Linked DNA regions of Mus musculus: regions 1 and 3 are each linked to region 2. The links are chromatin loops, found by intact Hi-C in ENCODE. Cell type or tissue: heart. All regions are shown on one strand.

Region 1 (8,000 bases), 220 kb after region 2:
GGTCTATGTATCTCTGGCTAGCCTGAACTCAGGATGTAGACCAGGTTGGCCTAGGACTCATGGAGATCTGTCTCTGCTTTCTGAATTGTGAGATTAAATAAAGACTTCCTCCCCTAGTCTGACAAGCTCAGTAATTTTGAACCTCCCAATTTCCTTGTCTGTAAAAATCATTTGTGACAAATTATTTTTCTGCATTAGATTTTTGTAAGGATTAACTGAGGTAAAGTTTAGGGTTCTGTTCTGCTTTGCTCTTACAAAATATTATTATTAAACTGTAAAGCTTTCTTTGATTTAACATTTAAACTTTTTTAACTACCCAGAGGACAATAATACTCGAGTTTTGTTTGAAAGAGTTCTAACGTCTGGAAGCCTTCCTCCTGAGAAGTCTGGGTAAGCCATGGGGACACTGGCGTGTGGTGCATGGACACTGGCGTGTGGTGCGTGGACGCTGGCTATGGGGCTGTGCTTGAGGGTGAAGTTCAGGAGACATTTCTTTTCGCATTTTACCTACCTGCAGTATTTTCATAGTTGCTTAAGCTTACATTTTTATTTTATATATGATAAGAATTATTTTGAGATACCCTTTTAATTAAATATTTTGCTATATCTTTCTACTTTAATATTTCTAGAACTTAATATACTAGCATTCTGAAATTTATCTCACTAGTGGAATGCGGAGACTTTTATACTGAGAGCTGGTTTCCATGTTACACGCCCAGCGCGTGGCTTTGACTGTGAGAGAGTGACAGGGTACAGTGGCACTGCCAGCATATTCAGGCTTTGCTTCTCTTCAGCTCCAAGCTCGACCACCTAGATAGGTGGACAGTCTACTTAGGCCTCACTTTCTCACTGATTCACAGACATGTCTACCAGAGTTGGGGTTCTGCAGTTTCCTCTTCCTGGGACTTCATTGGTACTCACGATCTTACTTTAGGTGCCTGTGGCATTTAAGTAATCTGAGAACATTAAAACGGTGATTTGTACAGCCACGCAGTGGTGGCACAGGCCTTTAATCCCAATAATCTAGAGGCAGAGGCAGGCAGATCTCTGAGTTCAAGACCAGCCTGGTCTACAGAGTGAGTTAAGTCCGGACAGAGAAATCCTGTCTCAGAAAAAAGCAAACCAAACAAAGCAAACAAGACAGTGATATGTGCAGTTTGGCCTCAGTGAGTCAATATTATATAGTAGATGTTGGAATATATTTTTATTCATATGTTAAATGAAGAATATCTTTTAAAACATAATTCATTCCACTAAGCAATGTGATGAAGCCACACTATAGAGGAAAAATTATAGAAGTCTGTTGAGATTCCTTTTCCACAAAGTTTATCCTCTCTCTGATGCCTCTTATGTACCTCAAGTAGGAAGATAATGTGTGTGTGTGTGTGTGTGTGTGTGTGTGTCCAACTCAGGAAAGAACTTGAATGTCCAAATGGGTAAAATGTTGTGGTTGTACTTGACTTTCAATATTTAGGAAAAATAAAATTAAACAAATAGGGGGAAATACTAACAATTGTTAAACCTAAAACAAAAAATCTATGACTAAGAATTGGTTATATTTACTTTCTTACAGAGAAATCTGGGCTCGATTTCTAGCTTTTGAAAGTAATATTGGTGATTTAGCTAGTATACTCAAAGTGGAAAAAAGACGGTTTACAGCATTCAGAGAAGAGTATGAAGGCAAGGAAACAGCTTTACTGGTGGACAGATACAAGTTTATGGATTTATACCCTTGTTCTGCAAGTGAACTCAAAGCACTGGGCTATAAGGTATGTACTCAGCACCAAGGTAGCTGTGGGGTCTCCACTTCCCCTATGTTTTTAAGAGTTCAAAGACAATTTTCATTCTAAGGTCAATTCTTTCTTCTGTTACTAAGACAAAAAATTCATTGATTTTGTTGTTGTTGTTCAAAAGTAACAAGAAAATGAAAATTAAACATTTGAGAGAGAATAAATGTTTTCATTATGTACCTGGAATTGTCGGTGCCTTGTGTCTGACAGATGATGGAAAAAAGTCTTAATGTAATTATTTTAAAGTAATTCTTATCAACTGATGAATATTTTTGATAGAGCTTCAACTAAACATATTACTGTTGTGTAGTTTGTCAAGATATCAAAAAGGGACATAGCCAGGCATGGTGGTGCACACATACTTATAAACCTTGGATTTACAACCAGGAAGGCAGGAGGTTTGCAAAGCCAGTCTAGGCTATACAAAGCAAAACCCATGTTTTTGCGTGATCTGCTGCTTTCTATAGCAGCCCATAGGGGAACTGGCTTCTCTAAGAGTGCTGCTCTATGTAGATGCCTGACTCATAAACAAACTGGTGGGCACACGCCTTTAATCCCAGCACTAGGGAGGCAGAGGCAGGTGGATCTCTAATTTTCAAGGCCAGCCTGGTCTACAGAGTGAGTTCCAGGACAGCCAGGGTCACACAGAGAAACCCTGTCTCAAAAACAAAAAAAAAGAAACTAACTTAGTCCCTGAACCTTAGTGTTCTTAAGGCCTCAGAAATAGCCCTTGTACCAAAATCATCGGCCCGTGGTTTCTTGGCTTTTCTGTGCCACTGTCATGAACAAAGGCCAAGATGGAACCCAAGACCATTCTTGGGTTGGCCCCTTTAAATCAGCTGGCAAGAGGATCCTTAGCCATCACTCTTTTCCTCGCTGCCTTCTTTTGGTCCTAGTCTCATTCTCTCTCTGAACCAGACAAGAAAACTTTGAAAAGAATTATACATAATTAGATTTGGACCTTTCCTTTGATGGATGTTCCCGGTCTGTGCCAGCCCCATAATCCTGTTCTGAAGGGATTCCTTATAACACATATTCTACTGTTCAAAAATGAACAGTTTTTACCTCTACTGGCTTTTTTTTTTTTTCAGTGCAAAACTAGACATATTAAGAATTATTAGAAAAGACCTTCTTTTTTCCTATGATAAAAATGGTTTTAAATAGTTTAATGAAAATAAAGAGAGACAGCAAGATGGTTTAATAGGTCAAGGAACTTGCCACCAAGCCTGGTGACTTGAGTTCAACCCCTGGAACCCACATGATGGAAAGAGAGAGTCAACTCCACCAACTTAGACTCTTGACAAGCACATGTGCACACACACAAATATAATTTTACAAAGACTGGAAGACAGATCATGGCCAGGCTTGATGGTACACCCCTTTATCCCAGCATTCCTGAGACACAGGCATGTGTGTCTCTTACTTTCTCTAAGTTCAAGGCCAGCCTGCCAGAGCTAAATAAATAGTGTGCCCTATCTTGGAAAAAGGGTGGGGGTTGACTATTTCTAACTAGAGCTACTTTTTAAATGAGTTTTCCAGCCTGTATTTCCATTTCTACTTTGTATTTAGGGAGAACTAGAGTGCACTGCTATGTGGTAGTTGGTGGTAATAAGTTGTACACTAACCACAGCGAGCGGTTTCACTGTACTACATGATAGCAGTGTCACCAACTGTGTGCCAGCAGATTTGGAGGACTGAAATGGACAGGACCTGTTAAAGGTGACTGTGACATAACTTGGAGAGGGCCCTGCTGGTTTGAAAGGAGAAGGTGGACACCCAATGCTCTCTCTACTTCCTATTAGCTGTGAGATCTTCTTTTAAGCTCCAGTCCATGCTAGGAATGTTACTGATTTCCTCAAAGAGTGAATACAATCTGGCTAAGAATATATGTTCAAGATATGTTTCTTTTCTCCTGTACATTGGAAGGATGTTCACTGCATTAGCGAACTGCTGTGAGCCAGTGCAGTGCTAGTGATCCCCATCTTGGCTTTCATGAAGCAAGAATCTCACTTAACCCAGGCTTTTCGCTTTTACTGAGATGTTAATCCAGTGGAAGGAAAGTATCAAAAAGCAAAGCTTTATCTTAGCTGGGCATGGTGAGAGGTGCCTTTAATCCCAGCAGTGGGAAGACAGAGGCGGCTGGTCTCTGTAAGTTTGAGGCCAGCTGAGTTCCAGAACAGCTAGGGCTACAAAATGAGACCCTGTCTCGAACAAACAAGTCTAAACCTTTTCCTTCACATCACCCCACTCTCTTCTTGGTGCCATTCTTACAACTCTTTTCACAAAGTCTTGTATCTATCTTGCAATGATCCTGCCTGGAGACAGTCTAGTGATTCTTAGCTGGGGTTGAGGTAAATTTTTAAAATGCAACCTTCAAAGTGAATGGCTTCCCTTGTTGTGTTGAACAATCTTTATCATCATGAGATTTCCTTTCTCCTTCTCCATCCTTCCTGTGCTTATAACCCAATTATTCCTACTGTATCCTCAAGATTGTGGAACTGCACAATGCTCTGTAAGACCCTTTTCAGGTTTAGGATTCTTCTGTTCTGCATTTTCAGGATGTCTCCCGTGCTAAGCTAGCTGCTATAATTCCAGACCCAGTTGTAGCTCCTTCCATAGTGCCTGTTCTGAAAGATGAAGTGGATAGAAAACCTGAGTACCCTAAGCCAGACACTCAGCAGATGATTCCATTTCAGCCACGACATTTAGCACGTAAGATCCAGAACTCAGACGTTCGTTTGATTTCAATCCAAGGTGTGGGAGGGAAGTAACCTGGCCTTTTCCACTGTAAGTTAACTATTAGACTTGGGGTCACAGTGAGTTGACAGTAATCTTTGAACTGCAAACACTAAGAATGTTTAAAAAACCAATCAACCCAAGCCTCTGAACACTGCAGACCTCAGTTGCCCATTTCACACATGCTGCAGTGTGCAGAGTACTCGACCAACTGGAAACTCACTGCAGTTGTGAGTGGTTAGTAGCCCCTCTAGGTCCTCTTTGAACAAGACCCTTTTGATTAAATGTGCTTTTGAACAAGTGACTTCAAACAGGATTACTAAACACTGTAACTCAAAAGTAGTAAACAAAAATGTCTTTTAGAGCAGACCTGGCTGGCTTTACATGAAGTCACTTGTCTGATTCCCAGTGACCTAAGACTGACACTGAATTTCCTGTCCGGCCTATTTCATTTGGTCACTTGGTTAAAGCACTACAGCCCTTTGTATGTGTTCAGAAGGGAGCGGCAGGGACATAGAAAGTTGTGTGCAGGTCACTTGACTTCAGCTTTCTCACATAGAAACTGTGCCCATGTTTCATGCCTGCTTTCTCCCTCAGCTCCAGGCTTGCACCCTGTCCCCGGTGGAGTGTTTCCAGTGCCTCCTGCCGCTGTTGTTTTGATGAAACTGCTCCCACCTCCTATCTGCTTCCAGGTTTGTTCATTGTACACACTGGTTCTCTGGGTCGCAGTAATTATATGGGTTTTTGTTGTTGTTTTTGTATAGTGGGAGGTACAACAGTGAACTTGTCAGGTAACTGAGCTGAAATGTACTCGTGTCATGATAGGGTCCTTTTGTACAAGTGGATGAGCTGATGGAAATTTTCCGAAGATGCAAGATACCAAACAGTAAGTAACAGAAGCTCATTTTCACTGCGGAATCTACATTGTTTCCCAGAGAGAAAGGATTGTTCTCTTCAGCAAAGTCTCTAAAGCCAAGTATCCAGTCTACAGAGGTGCAGGAACAGCCTGGAGTAAGCTGGGCCTTCTGCAGTGTGGGCATATACTCTGGTAACACACAATCAGAATCCTGGCACGTGTGGTGGTGCACTGTCTAATCTGTCTTAGCATTTTCTCGGTTTTAATGGCAGCTGTAACTTAGTAGCAGCAACACCATTCCATGCTTGCTGACAGGCTATGGAATGGGCAGAGCACTCTTCTATAGTAGCATCGTCGTAAGCGATGTTCTTTTTGCTCCATCCCAACAGCTGTTGAGGAAGCCGTGAGGATCATCACTGGTGGGGCCCCAGAGCTGGCTGTGGAAGGCAACGGCCCAGTGGAAAGTAGTGCTGTACTGACTAAGGCTGTCAAAAGGCCCAACGAGGATTCAGACGAAGATGAAGAAAAGGGGGCTGTAGTCCCCCCTGTTCATGACATTTACAGAGCACGGCAGCAGAAGCGAATACGATGAGTCGGCTTAAACCTACCTGCCTCTGAGAGAAAAACTCTTACCCAGGACTCCTGTTTTGCCTCTTAAGTCATATGTTTTAAAGAGACAACACTTTGTTACAAGGTTTTGGAAACAAAGTTGTATTGTCATTGGTGCCTCTGTCATATGGTTCTTGAGAAAAAACCCAAGCCTGTGTGGATTTTGAATTTGGAGCAGACCTATCCTCTAAGCAAGATTAGGTTTTAAATAACAGTACAAAATGACAACGCCACATCTTGTTCCTTTTCAAGGGTGTCTTGTATGTGCCACTTGAAGATTTGTAAGTTTTCCACAGTTTTATTTTAAAAACTGGATGGCTTATGATTGTAAAACATTTTCACATTTTCTGAAAAACGTTTGTTCTCAGTTTGCTTACGTAGTCCTGCCTTACTGTTTGTTTTTATTTATGGCAGAATGTATGGCGACTGTTTTGTAGTTATAAATTTTTAAAAGGGTCCTTTGAAAGGAATAAAAGGACCTCAAAAACATGCCTCCTCCTGTTTCTTTGTATGTTTGTGTACATGGGGAGCGGGCGTCCAAACGTAAACACACAGAAGCCAACAGAGGATGTCAGGTGTCTCCCTCTATAACTCTCATTCCCTTGAAGCTGTTTCTCACTAGACGTTTTTTGATTGGCCAGAGAATTCCTAGGGTCTGCCTGTTTGCCCCTAATGCCGAGGTTGCAGGCAAGCAAAGTCAGGCCTAACTTTTTATGTAACTGCTGGGATTCAGTCTCAGCTCCTCAGGCCCTCTTATTCATTGGGTATGTCTCTGACATCTCTTCTTCAGATTGTATGATCATTGCTACAGACATTATATTACTCATCTACTACCATTTCAGTACATGTTAACAACATGAGGAGTCCTAGTCTGTGTACACTCTGTTATATGCACTTTCCTGTTTTGCTTTGGGAGTGTTTGTTTTTTGTTTTTTTGTTTGTTTGTTTGTTTGTTTGTTTTTGTTTTTGGTAACTTAAGGAAGCATATTTTTGGGCTGGCGAGATGGCTCAGTGGTTAAGAGCACCGACTGCTCTTCTGAAGGTCCTGAGTTCAAATCCCAGCAACCACATGGTGGCTCACAACCATCCATAATGAGATCTGATGCCCTCTTCTGGAATATCTGAAGACAGCTACAGTGTACTTATATATAATTAATAAATAAATAAATCTTTAAAAAAAGGAAGCATATGTTTTAGATTTATTTATTTTATGTATGTGAGCACACTGTTGCTATCTTCAGACACACCAGAAGAGGGCATCAGGTTCTACTACAGATGGTTATGAGCCACCATGTGGTTGCTGGGAACTGAACTCAGAACCTCTGAAAGCAGCCAGTGCTCTTAACTGCTAAGCCCATAAGAAACATTTTTAAGAGGCAAATTAGGAACTGAGGCTAAAGTAAAGTAGGTTGAGGGCTTCCCTAAATCACTTGTCTGTAATCCTAGAATTTGGGAGGTGAAGGCAGGAGGGCCAAGAGTTAAAGATCATCCTTTATTCCATCATAGTTATCCTGGGATGAAGGGCACTGGGGTGGAGAGCGCACAGACCTGCAGGAGCAGTCTGGGCTACACAGAGACAACCTTCCTCAAAAAACAGAACAAGAGTAAAGGGGAACAAATTACGCATATTATGATATATACACATTATAAAACTGTGAGTGCCATTTTCTCAATCTGAAGGAGATTGAGATATTTTTTTCTTTAAATTTTTTTATTCTTATGTATGCATGCCACATATGTGGGGGTCCCCCACATAAGAGGGTGTTGGGTCCCTTGGAACTGGCATCACAGGTGGTCATGACTTGCTGGATATGGGTGGTGGGCACTGAAATTGGCCCTGTGAAAAGCAGAAGTGCTCTTAGCCACCAAGCTCTCTCCAGCCCCCTCCAAGTTTTTTTTTTTTTTTTTTTTTTTTTTAGCGATTCATTTTTATTTATGTGTGTCCATGTGTATGCTGTATGTATGTAGTGCCCACGAACACAAGAAAAGGTTGTCATATCCCCTGGACT
Region 2 (8,000 bases):
TTCCTCTTGAAGACCAAAAAAAGAAAGAAAGAGAAAAAAAGAAAAAGAAAAACCTCTTTAGAAAAGGACAGCACAGGCAACAAATATAATTTAGCCTGTGAGAGTTTGAAAAAATTCAGTTAATTCTGTTTGAAACACTTAAAAAGTAAGACTTAGGAATGGGCAAGGTGTTTTCGGTCCTTGGCACTCAAAGATCATCTTCGGTACAAAGGTGTACATGTGACTTCAATACTCACATGCACTATATCGTCCAGACTGTTGAATATGTACTTTCTGGCCTCTTTAGACTTCATTCCTGTCTCTGCCTCATGCTCTTCCAGTGTCTTATTACATACAAAGAGAAAATAACATATTATTACTCACCATATCCCTATTTCTAGTCCTTCATGCCTGACACATTTAGCCTAATACCAGGTATAGTAGTTTCAAAAGAGTAACAAGCAAAAATGTATTTTATAATACAAATAAATTAATAAATATGAAGCCAGGAATAGTGTGCACTCATGTAAGCCCAGCCAGCACACAGGAGGTTGAGATAGGAGAGTCAAATCAGAGGTCAGCCTGGGCTACACAGTGAATCTCTGTTATGCTGGTTAGTTTGTCAACTTCATACATGCTAGAATCATCTTACAAGAGGAAACTTCAATTGAGAAACTATCTCTATGAGATGGTCTATAAGCAAGTCTATAAGTCTGTAAGTCTAATGACTGATGGCCCAGCTCATTGGTGTAGTACCACACCTGGGCATGCAGTCCTAGGTGGTACAAGAAAGCAAGTAGTGAAGCTGGAGAGACAGTTCAGTGGCCAAGAACACTTGCTGTTACAGAGGATAAAGTTCTGTTTCCCAGAATCTGCATGGTAGCTAACAAGCATCTCTAACTCCAGTTCCAGAATATCTGACACCTTCTTTTGGCCTCTGAGGGTACCAAGCACACATGTGGTGCACATATAAACATGCAAGCAAAACACACATAAAAGTTAAAATAATCTAAAACATTATTTGTTTTTTAAAAGTTTTTTTTTTTTAATTTAATGTACATGAGTGCACTGTCATCATGCACACCAGGAGAGGGCATCGGACCCCACTACAGATGGCTGTGAGCCACCATGTGGTTGCTGGGAACTGAACTCAGGACCTCTGGGAGAGCAGCCAGTGCTCTTAACTGCTGAGCCATCTATCTCTCCAACCCATAAATACTTTTTAAGGTATAAAAGGCATTGTCCATAAGAGGCATCTTAGAAAACTGTTTAATAAATATATTTTTAGTGAATTACCTTTAACCTCCAACCAGAATGAGACATATCTGTTTCTCTGCAAAAAAATCTTGTGGATTTTGTACCCACATTCAACAATTGCTCTCCTGGTAAACCTTGAGTCTGAGAAATGTATCGGATCTGAAAAATAATTTTAAAACAAATTTATTCTTTTGTATGACAGGCATTAATTGAACATTTTATCAGCAACTATATGATACCATCTATGCCCTCAATGAATTCATGTAAGGAAGGAATATGCAGTGTTTTAAGTCTAAAATAAATGTAGTCAGCGTTGCCTGAGAAACACTTGATGCACAGTATATGTAAATTATTAATGTAGCAATTAAGGTTCTATATAAATCAAGAGAGGAAACCAACATGTTCAAAGCCTGGAAGAACAGAGATTCACTAAAGAAGAACTAACAAGAGATAACATGACCTTTGGGGGTAGGGGAAACAATACTGGGGTTTGAACCTATGGCCTCATACATGGCAGGCAAGTGCTCTGCCACTGAGCTATTCCCAGACAATAACTTAGTAGGAGGGAAAGAGAGGGATTTGAATTGATAGCGAGTTATTTTGGGGAAGTACTGACAGTGCCTTGGTGACCTAAGTGACAAAGTGACAAGGTTACAGATGCATCCTCCCAAGGGACACCTCGAACCCCCTAGGTGCAGGGCCTCTCAACTTCATCTGGAATACCTGTCCTAGGTGTCACATGGCACTCTTCCTTTAGTTCTGGGCTCTAATATCACCTTATTCATTACGCCTTCCAAGCCAGTAAGCAAGAGTTAACTCTGTCTTTCCCAGCAACCCCCATTCCCCCAGCTAGATGTTTTCCCCATCATGCTTTTCACCATCTGGTATACTAGACTTTTCTTTTCCATCTTCTTACTCCACTATGCAACTCCCAACATCCATGACAGTGCCTGGTACACATTATTAGATAGTGGTTCTCACACTCCATGACTAGTCAGTATAAAAAGGGGCATGGGCTTTAAAGGGGGGAATGTAACTTAGGACCCAAAGGAGTCCTCCACCTTCCTTCTTTCCAGTTTAATCTTAGATTCTGCTTTACTAAGCAGTCCATCTGTTCCTTCACCTTCTGGTTCTTTTCTCTATTAACTCCTTCCTCTCAGATTCCATTATCTTCTAGCCTCAAAAATAAACATAAAAAAAACGTGCCTTTTTGCTGCTTTTAAGCAGGCCTTTCCTTGCTTTCTTTTTATGTACAGTTGGAGGTGAGTGTTGCTAGGTAGTTCATCCCCCACTAGCCTCAAGGGCAAAGGTCACCCCGCCTTAGCCCCCTGGAGGGCTGCAACTGTATGTCACCACACCTGGCTTCATTTTCTTTCACACCAGTGGCTCCTGGCCTGTTACTTAAATTGTGTTCATTCTGTCGGGCATGGTGGTACACGCCTTTGATCCCAGCATTTGGGAGGCAGTGGCAGGTAGATCTTTTTGAGTTCAAGTCTAGCCTGGTCTACAGAGTGAGCTCCAGGATAGCCAGGACTATACAGAGAAAAACAAAAGACTTCTGTTATTAAAGCCTTTATAAATAGCAAAAGCAAAACAGAAAATAAGGACTATTTTGCTAGTCACAGTCGTTTACACTCAGCACTTGGAAGGCTGAAGTAGCCTCAGATGCCTCTAGGGTGGGGTGGGAATTACACAATAAAAATCCTGAAAGATAGAATGCTACCATTTCAGGACAAAATGATGCAGTAGCATGGATGGCTCCTTCCCTGGAACCCAAATCTTAGGACAGGACAGCGGGGCTGACTGGGCACTGGAGAAACTACTGCAAACTGAGAAAAGCACTTCTCCCCAGGGGCTAGACTGACACCATCAGCGTGAGACTGGAGCCCAGAAGGTGGCCGGTACAGAAAGGGGCAACAGTGTAGAGCAGGTTTGCTTATACCCTTTAACTTTTAAATCCTTTCTCAAGGTTGCTTTGGGAGTATTGCACATTAAACATGTGTAAGCGATATACTATTAATTTTAATGGCTTCTGAATACAGACTGTCTGTGTTAGTTTAACTTTTTTGTTTGATGTTTTAAGATGTGTCTCTGAGTGGTGTGTTGCATGCATGCTTGTTTAAATGAGTGTGGGAGCCTGTATGGAATGAGGACAGTCAAGTTCATGTATGTTTCCAGATGTGTAATGAACCAAAGATAAAGTTGCTCTCCACTTATTCACTGAGTCAAGGTCTCTCAATCCAGTTTGCAGATACAACTCTTGTCCCTGTCTTCTGAATTTGGAGTATGCCTACCCAATTTCATGGAATCTGGGGATCCAAACTCTAGACCTCACATGCCCAAGAGCTGCAAGCCCACTGAGCCATCTTCCCAGCCACTTCTCTATAATCTATACACCTCATCTGAAAACAGACATGGTAAGTATGCCAGAGATCTTATGAAAGAAATGTAAAGTGTTATAATAGTAGTTTCTTGGCCAGGAACTCAGTAAGTATTAGTTAGTTTAAGGTTGAAAATAGTAATAATGTATTTTGAAGACAATACACCAAGGCCAAGGCTGTATATAATTCAATAGTAGAACACTTAATTCAATCTTGGGCATTGGGGTGAGGGAGATGACAAAGTTTTTAGTTAGACATGATGGCACACAACTATATCTTAGCACTTCTGAGATGGAACCAGGAGAATCAAGGTCATTCTCAGGTTCAGAGAGAGCGAAGCCATTCTAAGCTACCTGAGAGAGACCCTATTTCAAAGAAACAAGAAACTTGGTACCTTATTTGGAGTACCTAAGTGTACTGAGGCAACTGCTTCCTGGAAAGAGGTAGAAGTAAATTTACTGGAGACCTACTACATCCTAAGTTAGGTGAACACACTCTAAAAAGATCGATAGAATCTCTGAAAATTAAACACCAGCATTTGTAAATATAGCTCACTTTTGCTAAGTAGTCCCAGCACTCAGGAGGCTGAGGTAAGAGTATTAAAGTTTTGATGTTGTTGTTGTTGTTTTTAATAATTGAAGTTTGAGGACAGCATGAGCCACCTAGTGAATCCAGACCATTGTGTGCTAGTGTGTGAAATCCTATCTCAAAAGGGTGAAATCTTCCTAAGATTAAGAACAAAGTAAGGATGCACAGGATTTATTTGTATATGTATATTTTAAAAAATAACTTCTGCCAGGCGTGGTGGAGCACGCCTTTAATCCCAGCACTCAGGAGGCAGAGGCAGGCAGATTTCTGAGTTCAAGGCCAGCCTGGTCTACAAAGTGAGCTCCAGGACAGCCAGGGCTACACAGAGAAACCCTGTCTCGAAAAACCAAAAAAAAAAAAAAAAAAAAAAAAAACAAAAAAAAAAAACTGAATGAAAACTATAATTGGTGCCTTGTGATAATGACTTTCTTCTGGTCCTTTAGAAGAACACATATATACACATATACAGATATGTATATTTGAAAATATTATTCATCTAAACCAGGTAACACCTGTTCCAAATTTGGTTTGGTTCTTCCTTACAGCTTAGTCTTTTAAAAAAAAAAAAAAAAATTACAGGATTTAGAAAAAACAAGTTTTTTAGAAAAAACCTAACAGTTCTGTTCATTTGGGTGTGGGAAATTTCATTTTCTTTCTTTCACATAAAGAAGGGAGTAGAGTAAATCTTCTGATAAGACTAACATGAGCTGCTCAAGACACTGTCCAAACCCAGAGTGCACCAGCCAGTCAACTTAAAATTGCCACTAGATGGTGTCCTGCTCCACAGGATTACACGTGGCACAAACTAGTCCACAGCTAAAACTAAGTTCCTAGCAGCTGACTGTGCTTGGTGCTTCAGCAGCTTGGAACTGTGGGACTCTGCTTAGATGGCCATGTCCTTCAGAACTAGCAATAGTCTAACGGCTGCATCAAAGTCCAAAGTTGACTGAAAACATACCTGAAGAGAAGATGGACAGAAACTGTTACATAAACTTTTAGAGGGCTTCAGAACATAAAGCGGGAAAACAGACAAGTTAGAAACCTGACCTAAAAGAGAAGGTTCACTTGTAGAATGACACTGTAAATGATAAGATGTCGATGATATTATCTCATGTTAGTGATAATACTGAATCCCCTCAGAAATAGCTAAGTCACCCAAATTAGTGACTACTCAGATGCTTTTTCATTTGTTTTATTTTAAATTATGTGTATTTATGTGACTGTGTACTATGCATGTGTGTACAGGTGCCAGTGGAGGGCAGAAGTAGATGGTGGCTCCTCTGGCTGGAATTACAGACAGCTGTGAACCATCTGATGTAGGAGCCAGGAACAAAATTCGGTACTCTAGAAGAGCAGAACATGTCTCAACCACTGAGCCATCATTTCAGCCCCTCACATCCATTTTAATAAAGAAAAATCAACAATAAAAACCAGAACTAAGGCCAGGCACAGCAGTGTACGCCTGTAATCCCCAGCACTTGGGAGGGGGCAGAAGCAGGCAGATCTCTGTGAATTAACCCCACCTGGTCTGACAGTGAATCCCAGGGCAGTCAGGGTTATATAGAGAGACCCTGTCTCAAAAAATAAATAAATGATAAACAGGCCTGGGCAAAGTGACACATGCCCTAAGACACGGGGAAGGGTACCACATTACCACAGCCCCAAGACGGAGGGAGGGGGTGGAGGGGGGGTTACCACAAGGCTAAGTAAGACAGGGCTGCATACTGACAACCTGCCTCAAACAAACAAACATTATCCAAATATTATATTATATATAGGATGACTACTTCATAAAATTGGTTTGAAGTCTGTAGGTTGTAACTAGTTTATAAAAATGTGGTAGTTTGAATAGGCTGTCCCCTTAAGAGTTTCTGGCACTGGAATACTTGGTCTTCAGTAGGTGAATGTTTGGGGGGAATAGGAAGGTATGTGCCCTTGCTGGAGGGAATATGTCAACAGGGGTGGACCTGGAGCTTCAGCAGCCTCTTGCTGTTTTGCACAGCTCTCTCTGCTTCCTGTTTGTGGGTTGAGATCTGAGACCCCAGCTGTAGCTCCAGCACTTGCTGCCTCTGCCTCTGCCCTGCCATCATGGACTCTTTCTGGAACTCTAAGCTCAAGATAAACCCCTCCTCCTACAAGTTGCCTTGGCCGTGCTTTACCACCAGAGTGTTAGAAAAGAGCTTTGAAGTCAAGAGCTAATGTTAAGTGAATTTAAATTTCTTAAGCTTTGACATTCATGGAGATTTTCACATTTTGTGTATGGAGAATCATGCAATGCTCTAAGACTATAGATTATGCTTCCTTTCTAGCAATTCCATCACTGTTCAGTTCTGTTACCTGATCATACTCCAAGGCTCCTGGGTAGAGTGGCCATCCAAGGAATAACTCTGCGATCACGCATCCCAGTGACCACATGTCTATGGCTTCACAAAACGGCAACCCCAATATAATCTCTGGAGCTCTGGGGGTGGGGTGGGGCGCGGGGAGAGGAAAAGAAGAAAGTCAGGTTCCTTTTCACTTTAAATTACCGAATTTTATTTGACATTCTAAGAAAAGTTCTAAATGACAGAAAAATCATGTTTAGTTATGTCGCTGAGAACTTGTCAAACCCCGATCCTAACCCTCGGTCATGTAAAGGGACCGTGAGCACAGCTCCATAATGAAGTCTCTTCCCCACGAGCCTTTCCCTTAACAACATCTCTATTAATGCTTGAAAAAAACAAAACAACACACACCATGCTTTTCAAGCTACAGCAGATTAGAAATAATACATGAAAGCTGACAAAAAATTAAACATTTGTAATATCAAAAGAACTCAAACAGGCAGTGAAAGTTAAGACCAAATGAAAACAAAGTTCCTGAAGCTAATAGTCTAGACCTCCATGTGACTTCAGAACATAACAGTAATGAACAGTCACATAACTGTGTCCTTGGTCATCCTTAGAGACAAGTGCAGCATATTCAGGTTTGAAGGTAAAAGTATGGGCTAGATAAATGGCTCGGTAGTTAAGAATACTGCCTGCTCTTCCATAGTTCAATTCCCAACATCCACATGGCAGTCACAACTGTCCGTAATTCTAGTTCAAAGGTATCCTATGCCTCCTCCTGGCCTCAACAAGCACCAGGCACATACCATGTAGGCATTTACATGTAGGCAAAACACCAATACATATCAATATAAAGTTTTTTAAGTTAATTTTTTAAAAATATGGTTTAAGATAGAACAATTAAAATGCATCTTAACACTTCAGTTATTTGGAAAAATATTTCATTCTCAGATTAATTATGCTACTATGTCCTGTGGCTTTCTCATGAGGAGTCTAAAGTGGCAGGAGCCTCCATCCACCTTCTGAAGAGAACTAGCATGCTTTAACAGAGCCTCCATGTACAGCTGCATAGCAAAGGAATCACACACCGTTATCCTAGGTGTATGCACATATGTGGGTTTAACTTTCAAGGACAGAACAATGAATATTTACCCCTAAAAGACTTGAGAATAACTGGTCATATTGCCATATTCTCTTTTTCCCTACACAGATATTTTCCTCTGCAGACACAAAGTATTCACAAACATTAGGAACTGAGCACTGAACATTTCTACCATGTATGCCTCAGAACCTATTGCACATTGGCGGATTGTATTAACAATGCTGGGTGAATCAAATAGCTCCACAGGTAAACAGGTCACCAAGCAGGCAAACTGACTTCAGTCCCTGAACTCCACGTGGGAAGAAAAGGGAAGGAACTCCAGGGAGTACCCTCTGACCTCCACACATGCTCTGTGGCACAAGTGCA
Region 3 (8,000 bases), 330 kb after region 2:
CTGACAATTTTAATATTGTTTTTCATATCAGTAGCCTAAAAATTAGACTGAAGACACAGTTTCTTCTAATTTAATTCTGATTCTTTGTTTACAGACAACCCAGGCAGGGTGTGGGAGATGGCTCAGTCAGTAAAGTGTTGGCCATGAAGCATGAAGATCTGAATTCAGATCTCCAGTTACCCATACTTTGTTTGTTTGTTTTTCAGACATGGTTTCTCTATGTAACAGCCCTGGCTGTCCTGGAACTCGATTTGTAGATCAGGATGGTCTTGAACTCACAGATATCCACCTGCCTCTGCCTCCCAAGGGCTGGGATTAAATGCATGTGCCACCATGCCTGGCATGGCACACACTTGTAGTCCTAGCACTGGGAAGGTCGAGACAGGAGGATCCTTGGAGACTTGCTGGCCAGCCATTCTTGCTCAGTCATTAGGCTCCAGGTTCAAATGGAAGAGCCTGTCTCAGAAAAGAAAAAGGTGATGAGGAATGAAGGAAGGCACTGGACAGCAACCTCTGGCTTACACACACTCTCGGGCGCCAACACACACATATGCAAGCATACCTAAGCACAGACATAGACAAAGACATTCTAAATGAGTCGGATTGTGGTGATGCACACTGTAATGCCTGCAGTAGTAGGTAAGACTGGGAGGTCAAGAGTTAAAGGTTATCAACAGCAACACACAAGTAGGCTAGCCTGGTATGCATAACACATTCATAGAAGAGCTTGTTTTGTTCTGTTGATGCAGGGTTTTGCACTTAGCAAGTCTTCAAAAGCATTAACCTCCCAAGTGCTGAGATTATAAGTATTGGACTCACTTTATAGACCAGGCTAACCTTGAACTCAGAGATCCTCATGCCTCTGCCTCCCAAGTGCTGGGATTAAAGGGGTGAGTCACCACATCCAACTCTATTTCTACACTTAAAATTATTACAGGGGGCTGGTGAGATGGCTCAGTGGGTAAGAGCACCCGACTGTTCTTCCGAAGGTCCAGAGTTCAAATCCCAGCAACCACATGGTGGCTCACAGCCATCTGTAACGAGATCTGACTCCCTCTTCTGGAGTGTCTGAAGACAGCTACAGTGTACTTACATATAATAAATAAATAAATCTTAAAAAAAATTATTACAGATTTCGAGTGACATGTATTAATTTTTAAATGCAAACATAGCCTACACATATTAAATTCTATCTAAGAATGCAGGATTAAATGAGATTGGTGGTACATGACTGTAATCCCAGTACTCAGGAGACCTATTAGAGTTCAATAAAGGCCAGGTCTGGAGAGATAGCTCAGCAGTTAAGGGCACTGGATGTTATTCCAGAAAACTTGGCTGGAACTGGAATTCTAAGAAGAAAACTGATGTTCTTTTCTGGCCTCTGTGGGTAGAAGGCCCAAATGGGGTATATATACATAAATACAAGCAAAACAGTCATACCTAGAAAATGAAATAAGTCTTAAAACGAGACCAAAATTGGGAACTAGAGAGACAGCTCAGTGATACATACACGGAGAACGTACACTGCTCCTGGGGAGGATGCAATTTGATTCACAGCATCCAAGGTGAGCAGACCATAGCTGCCTGTAACTCCAGTTCCAAGGGATTCAATGTACCCATTTGACCTCTGCAAACACTGCACTCAAATGCACAAATACACATTCTGACACAGACAAACATGGACAAAACAGACAGACAGACAGACAGATAGACAGACACACACACACAGAGCACATAATTAACAATTTAAAAAAATGTCTGTTGGTTCTAAGTAGTGAGGACCCTGCCTCTAAAATGAAAACCAGGCTGGGCATGGTGGCTTGCACCCTAGCACTAGCAAAGGCAGGTGGCTCTGAACTATACAGTGAATAGTAAGTACACAGTGAGAGCCACTGCTACACAGCAAGATTTTGTCTCAAAAACAAACAAAAACAAAACCTAAAACCTGACAGTATGCTGGGCGATGGTGGTACACACCTTTAATCCCAGCACTTAGGAGGCAGAGGCAGGCGGATTTCTCAGTTTGAGGCCAGCCTGGTCTACAAAGTGAGTTCCAGGATAGCCAGGGCTACACAGAGAAACCATGTCTCGAAAAACCAAAAACCAAAACAAAACAAAAAACCTGACAGTATTTATCAATGATAAGATGTAGCTGATTCCATGTATAATTTAGAATTCTAGAAAACTTGTACCCACTATTGTAAGCTGAACACAATATTTAAAGGCTCACTGATGATATCAGTAGTAGCATTACGGAATTATTTGTCTGTATTGATGACTGAACACATGGTCCCATGCACGACAGACAAATCTCCTACTACTAAGCCACACCCCAACTCTAAATGTTATTTTTTAAATATTCTAAGATAAAACAGGACCAAAGAAGAGTCTTAAGAAGAAAATAATAATTATATATAAAACTCTTAAAATTTTAAGCATTGATGTCCTTGGATTTGATTTTAACCACAACAAAAGCACAAAAAACAGAATCAGTAAGTTGGGCTCCATCAGAATGTAAAACATTTAGAAAGACACCATATAGTATTAATAGTAATACTATATTAATATTTTCAAATCATGCATATAATAAAGTTTAAAGCCCGGAATACAGCCAGTTGAAATGAGGCACACAATCATCTCAGTCCTGAGCAGGCAGAGGCAGGGGAGTCAGGAATTCAAAGCCATCTTGAGCTGTACAGAATTGAAAGCTAATTTGGGCTACAGAGACTCTGTCTCATAAAACAAATTCAACCCAGAGACAAAAATCAAGAAATCCTAAATTTAATCCCAAAAGGACAAGGAACCACTAATAAGCTAGTACTGCAGCCCAGCAGTGGTGGCGCATGCCTTTAATGCCAGCACGTGGGAGGCAGAGGTAGGATCTCTGAGTTCAAGACCAGCCTAGTCTACAGATGAGCTCTAGGAGAGCCAGGACTACACAGAGAAACCCTGTCTAGAAACTGCACCCCAAAGCAAGTAAGGACTAAAGAGACATTCCTGCAAAGAAGATATATAACTGTCCAGTAAGCATTCACAGTTAGTCAGGTAAATGCAAGTCACAAACACAATCAAGTCCAGCAAAAAAGCAACACCAGTAAAAGCACTGGGTGCAAGCCTGATACCTGAGTTCAATACCCAGGACACACACTGTGGAAGGAGAGCCGACTTCCCCAATTTGTCCTTTAACCTCCATGTACACAGTATCGCATGTGCTGTTAACACAAATGAACTGTGAAAACATGCTAAGTCAAAAACCCCAAAACACAAGAACACAATACACTGTTCCATGTGTATAAGAAAATTCAGGCCCAAAAAAGGGCTGGGCTCATGCCTTTAATCCCAGCACTTAGGTGGCAGAGGCAGGTGGGATTCCAGGAGAGCCAGGGCTACAAAGAGAAACCCTGTCTCAAAAACAAACAAACAAACAAAATAAAACAAAACAAAAAACCAAAAGGGGGGTGGGGTGGGGCTAGAGGGTCAGTTTTCTTTGCTTGGGAGTATGATTGTTTAAGTTCAATTGCACCAACATACATCATGCATACACTCTCACAATAATAAACAAACAACACAATGAATTAAAAAAAAAAAAAGGTTAGGGGATGGAGAGATGGCTCAGCAGCTACAAGCACTGACTGCTCTTTCAGAGGTCTTAAGTTCAATTCCCAGCAACCACATGTAATGGGATTTGATGCCCTCTTCTGGTGTATTAGAAGACAGCTACAGTGTACTCATTACATAAAATATTTCATTAAAAAAAAGGAAAAAAAGGTTAGGTTACCAGCATAGAGCAGAGGAAAGGGCTAGACACGGCACAGAGGCTAAAGTACTTGCTGTTCTTGTAGAGAACCCAGGCTTGGGTCTCAGCATCTACAGGGTCATTTACAACCATATGTAAGTCAGTTCCAGAAGATCTTATGCGCCTTCTGACCCCTGAAGGTGCCAGGCACACACATGGCATGCATACAGGCAAAATACTCATATACATAAATAGCTAAAAGTATAACTGTCAGGTTTATGTATCAAGAAATATTGGTAATTATCTGAAAAGACAGTTAACATTGTCTTCCCAACATGCTCTCTTCATATTCTTTAACCAAACTAATACACAGTAACTAATGGAATGTAGACAAATATAAAAATAGAACCAATTGTGTTAATAATAATCAATCACTTACAAATATTTTAAACATTTTAATTTAATTGCTACTTTGTAAATCTAAATAGATTGAGCCTATTTGGAATCCTCAAAGCAGTTCAAGACTATAAGAATATTCTGAAGGAAAAAAAAGAGAATATTCTGAAAGAGTTTAAAAATTACCACCATATAGGCCAGGTGTGGTGCCAGATACCTGTAATCCCAAGCACTTGTGAGGCAGAAAGAAGCAAGTGGGTCTCTGAGTTCAAGGCCAGCCTGGTCTACAGTTCGAGTTCCACACAGAGAAAGTCTCCAAAAACCAATGAATGAACGAATGAATGAATACATAACTAAATGCATGCATACACACAAACACCATAAGCCTGGAGACAGTTTAGTGGGTAAAGATACATCCTGTGTCAAGCCTGATGACTGAACTGATTCTCCTAATAGTCTCCTCTGACCTTCACATATGCCATGCCACATGTACACTTACATATGCATGCACACATGCAAGCATACACACAAACCCAACATGTGAAAATAAAATAAAATCACCAGCATTCAAACCCATGTTATAGGTAATTCTCTTAAAGGTCTGAACACACTGCTTAACTAGTGACACCTAGTGGTCTGCCATGTTATTTATGCAAGGAAAATGTTCCTTTTTACCTGAGGGTATAATTACAAGATGCAGAGGCAGGAGGATCTGTGTTCCAGGACAGCCTGGTCTACAATTTAAGCTCCATGACAGCCAGGACTCCTTAGGGAGACGGTCACCAAGCAAAACAGAACACTTTCCATTCTCCTCTTTCATTTCTGTTTCCACTACTTAGGTTTCGATACCATTTTTGCCTGAAACTGGTCTAATAATTAAATTTAAAATTTCGTCATGTTGCTTTTACTTGAGTTCCTCCAAAAACTCTCCTTTGTTTATAAAGACCCCAGGTTTTCAGCTTTAGCTTGTGTACTGGCTAGTTTTGTGTCAACTTGACACAGCTGGAGTTATCACAGAGAAAGGAGCTTCAGTTGAGGAAATGCCTCCATGAGATCCAACTGTAAGGCATTTTCTCAATTAGTGATCAAGGGGGAAAGGCCCCTTGTGGGTGGGACCATCTCAGGGCTGGTAGTCTTGGTTCTATAAGAAAGCAGGCTGAGCAAGCCAGGTGAGGCAAGCCAGTAAAGAACATCCCTCCATGGCCTCTGCATCAGCTCCTGCTTTCTGACCTGCTTGAGTTCCAGTCCTGACTTCCTTGGTGATGAACAGCAGTATGGAAGTGTAAGCCGAATAAACCCTTTCCTCCCCAACTTGCTTCTTGGTCATGATGTTTGTGCAGGAATAGAAACCCTGACTAAGACAGCTTGGCTTCAACAGCCTTCCATTTTCCCTTCATCCTCCTTTGTCTTTACTGTTATGAAATTATGAATGAGAGTCAGTAAAATTTCCTCAAGAGTCATATGGTGGATAGTTTAGCATTTTTCTGGTCACATGGTCTCTATACCACAACTCAAAACTGCAACTAAATGAAATCATGTATTTCCAAACAGTAGCTGTGGAGCTGTATTCCAATAAATTATCCACAAAAGTTGGGTAGCAAACAGCGATGTCTGTAAGCAAGTCTGCCAATCTCTGTCCTCTACATGTGTAGGCTAGATGTGTTCTGTTGGGTGTGGTTTATACAAAGCATAGTGAACTTTGTACAGTAGCATCACTCTGGTACTAAGCAAACCCGATCTGAACTGCCACCACCACCATCCCCCTTCACTCCTGCACACCACCTGTAAGCATCAAAACACTAATTTCTTGGGGAACTCACCCTCATCCTCACTACTGCTAGAACGGACCTCAGGAGATGATTCAGATTGTGATGATGAAAATTCTTCCTTCCATTTCTTCCTTTTCTTTGGTGGTGGCTCAGCCTTTATTTTGAGCTGTTTAGCTTTGGGTTTTGTAGACGGGGTTTTTGTAGTTGTAGTTTTTGATACTGGTGGGTCAGAAGTTTTACTGATACTACTTGGCTTAGATGGAATATTTCTGCAATGTTAAAACAAATTTTATTAAAATCATTAAATCTTTTAAGATTAAAAAAGAGAAAGGACTTTTATGATTTATAAGAAAATAATAAACTTGCTCAGACCAACACTTCCAAAATAAAGTCCATGTGCTATATACAACTCAAATGACTCCCACAGCATTGTCATGAAATAGATTGAGACTGGAACTCTATGTTCAATTATTAAGGGGATATTACCTCAATCTTTATCTCTACCAAACTCCGTATGGATTCATTTTCCAGAGAATATGAGATGTGGAAAGCCAAATCTAGCTCTGATGCTGTGGTGGCCACGAAGTTCTGATGTACAAATGCATCAGGCTGAGACCTCTTAAGATTTGTCCCATGCTAAATCTCAAAATGGGCGGTGATCTTAATTAAACTAGGCCCACTGATGACAGCAGATTGATTAGAGTATCTAGGGTCATCCGCACATTCGAATACCTATCACACAGTTAGTCAGACTAGTTACCTTCTAGATTCATGCTGCAGACAACCCAGGCACATTGATCTAGGATAGGAATTCACTGTGTGCTGACCTGATAATGCACTTGTCTGTGTGTCCCCTAACCCCCAATTATCTTGCTGTAACCTTGACATTCATTTATTTCTTTCACCCTATTGATGGCAAAGAGGGCTTCTGAGAAGTTCTGTCACAAAGAGCTAGATTCAATAAAATTTGCTCCTTCTGTTTTTTTTCCATTTTACTACAGTGACACCAAAAAGACCCAAGCAAAGAAGGAACCTATTCTACCAGAGAGCCACTAGCTTTACAATGTCTACCCCATTCTCTGAAAAGGATTCACCTACTGCAAAAGGTATTGCAGCATTCAGTCCTAACTGACAAGATAGATCCTTTAAACAATAATAATAACCAAATAAGCCAATAAATACATAAGAAAACAAATACCTGATAGTTTGTGAAGGCTTATTTCTTGGCTTTTTGGAACACACTCTGACATATTCCTTTTTGTTTGCATTTTCAATGAACTTCACATATATCCTTTTGTATTTAGTTTTTGCATCTCCAAAATACCCAAGGTACTAAAGAAAAAAAGTATTTTAATTATACAATTATATAGTCTACACATAAATATTATGCTGTTAAGTTCACAGCCACCCATCCTTTGTAGTTTCCAAAATATATCCATAACCAGACCAGACCAATTTTATCCTGATTTTAAGAATGGGCAGGGAGAAAGCAGGAGAGAGAGAGAGAGAGAGAGAGAGAGAGAGAGAGAGAGAGAGAGAGAGAGAGAGAGAGAGAGAGAGAGAGAGAGAGAGAGAGAGAGAGAGAGAGAGAGAGAGAGAGAACGCTCAAGGGAGTAAGCACACATGAGCACGTATGAGTGAGAGCTGGTACCTGAGGAGTTGGAGTTAGAGGAAGTTGTGAGCTTCCTACCATGAACTCAGGTCCAGGTCAAGAGTAGTATGCGCTATTAACTCCAGAGCTATCTTCTCAGCTGTTACTTCACTGTGCACATGTGTCTGTGTGAATGCGTGCATGAGTGCAGGTGTCCTCAGTAATTAGAAGAGAGCATAGGATCCCTAGAGCTGGAGCTATCATTCCACCTGCTTTGTAGGTCTTAGGAATGGATTCCAGGTTCTCTGCAGGAGCAGCCTGTGCTGTTATCAATCAAAAATGTTGATGCATCTGACATCTGACCCCACCTCTGTTCATCCAAGGGTCAGCTTAGAAAAGCGGATAGAATCAAGCATTTCACTTACACTATTTGTAGCTGCAAATTCTCTTTGCCCATCTCGAATTTCAGGAACAAATTTCTGTAACAAAGCTTTCTGTACTTTCCAAA

Evidence for each region. Hi-C counts contacts between places; a loop is a spot of excess contacts. Peaks named below come from ENCODE experiments on the same cell type or tissue, not always from the same donor. Only the 100,000 strongest peaks of a DNase experiment are listed, where the experiment ranks them.
Region 1: it touches region 2 in a loop (4-fold over the local background); 4 of 42 quality-filtered maps call a loop at or near these places.
Region 3: it touches region 2 in a loop (2.9-fold over the local background); 3 of 42 quality-filtered maps call a loop at or near these places.

What each region holds. Positions count from the first base shown.
Region 1 is chr2:104,658,946-104,666,945 of GRCm38, forward strand. It overlaps Cstf3 (cleavage stimulation factor, 3' pre-RNA, subunit 3), which reads left to right. Exons shown (of 21, transcript NM_145529.3): 16 at 321-390; 17 at 1,574-1,769; 18 at 4,349-4,502; 19 at 5,124-5,218; 20 at 5,352-5,412; 21 at 5,772-6,480. The coding sequence ends at 5,974. Among named protein-coding and RNA genes, the nearest start is that of Gm6306, 47 kb to the right of the region's middle. In heart, no CTCF peak of the experiment used is centred here; no DNase peak of the experiment used is centred here.
Region 2 is chr2:104,439,970-104,447,969 of GRCm38, forward strand. Hipk3 (homeodomain interacting protein kinase 3) reads right to left here. Exons shown (of 16, transcript NM_010434.2): 3 at 6,543-6,666; 4 at 1,276-1,395; 5 at 237-323. Among named protein-coding and RNA genes, the nearest start is that of Mir1902, 15 kb to the left of the region's middle. In heart, CTCF peaks have their summits at 1,063 (motif pointing right) and 4,967 (motif pointing right); a DNase peak (open chromatin) is centred at 5,072; H3K27ac peaks cover 1,563 bases.
Region 3 is chr2:104,770,220-104,778,219 of GRCm38, forward strand. Qser1 (glutamine and serine rich 1) reads right to left here. Exons shown (of 12, transcript NM_001123327.2): 5 at 7,918-8,000; 6 at 7,100-7,233; 7 at 5,953-6,170. Among named protein-coding and RNA genes, the nearest start is that of Depdc7, 31 kb to the left of the region's middle. In heart, CTCF peaks have their summits at 3,702 (motif pointing left) and 4,756 (motif pointing left); no DNase peak of the experiment used is centred here.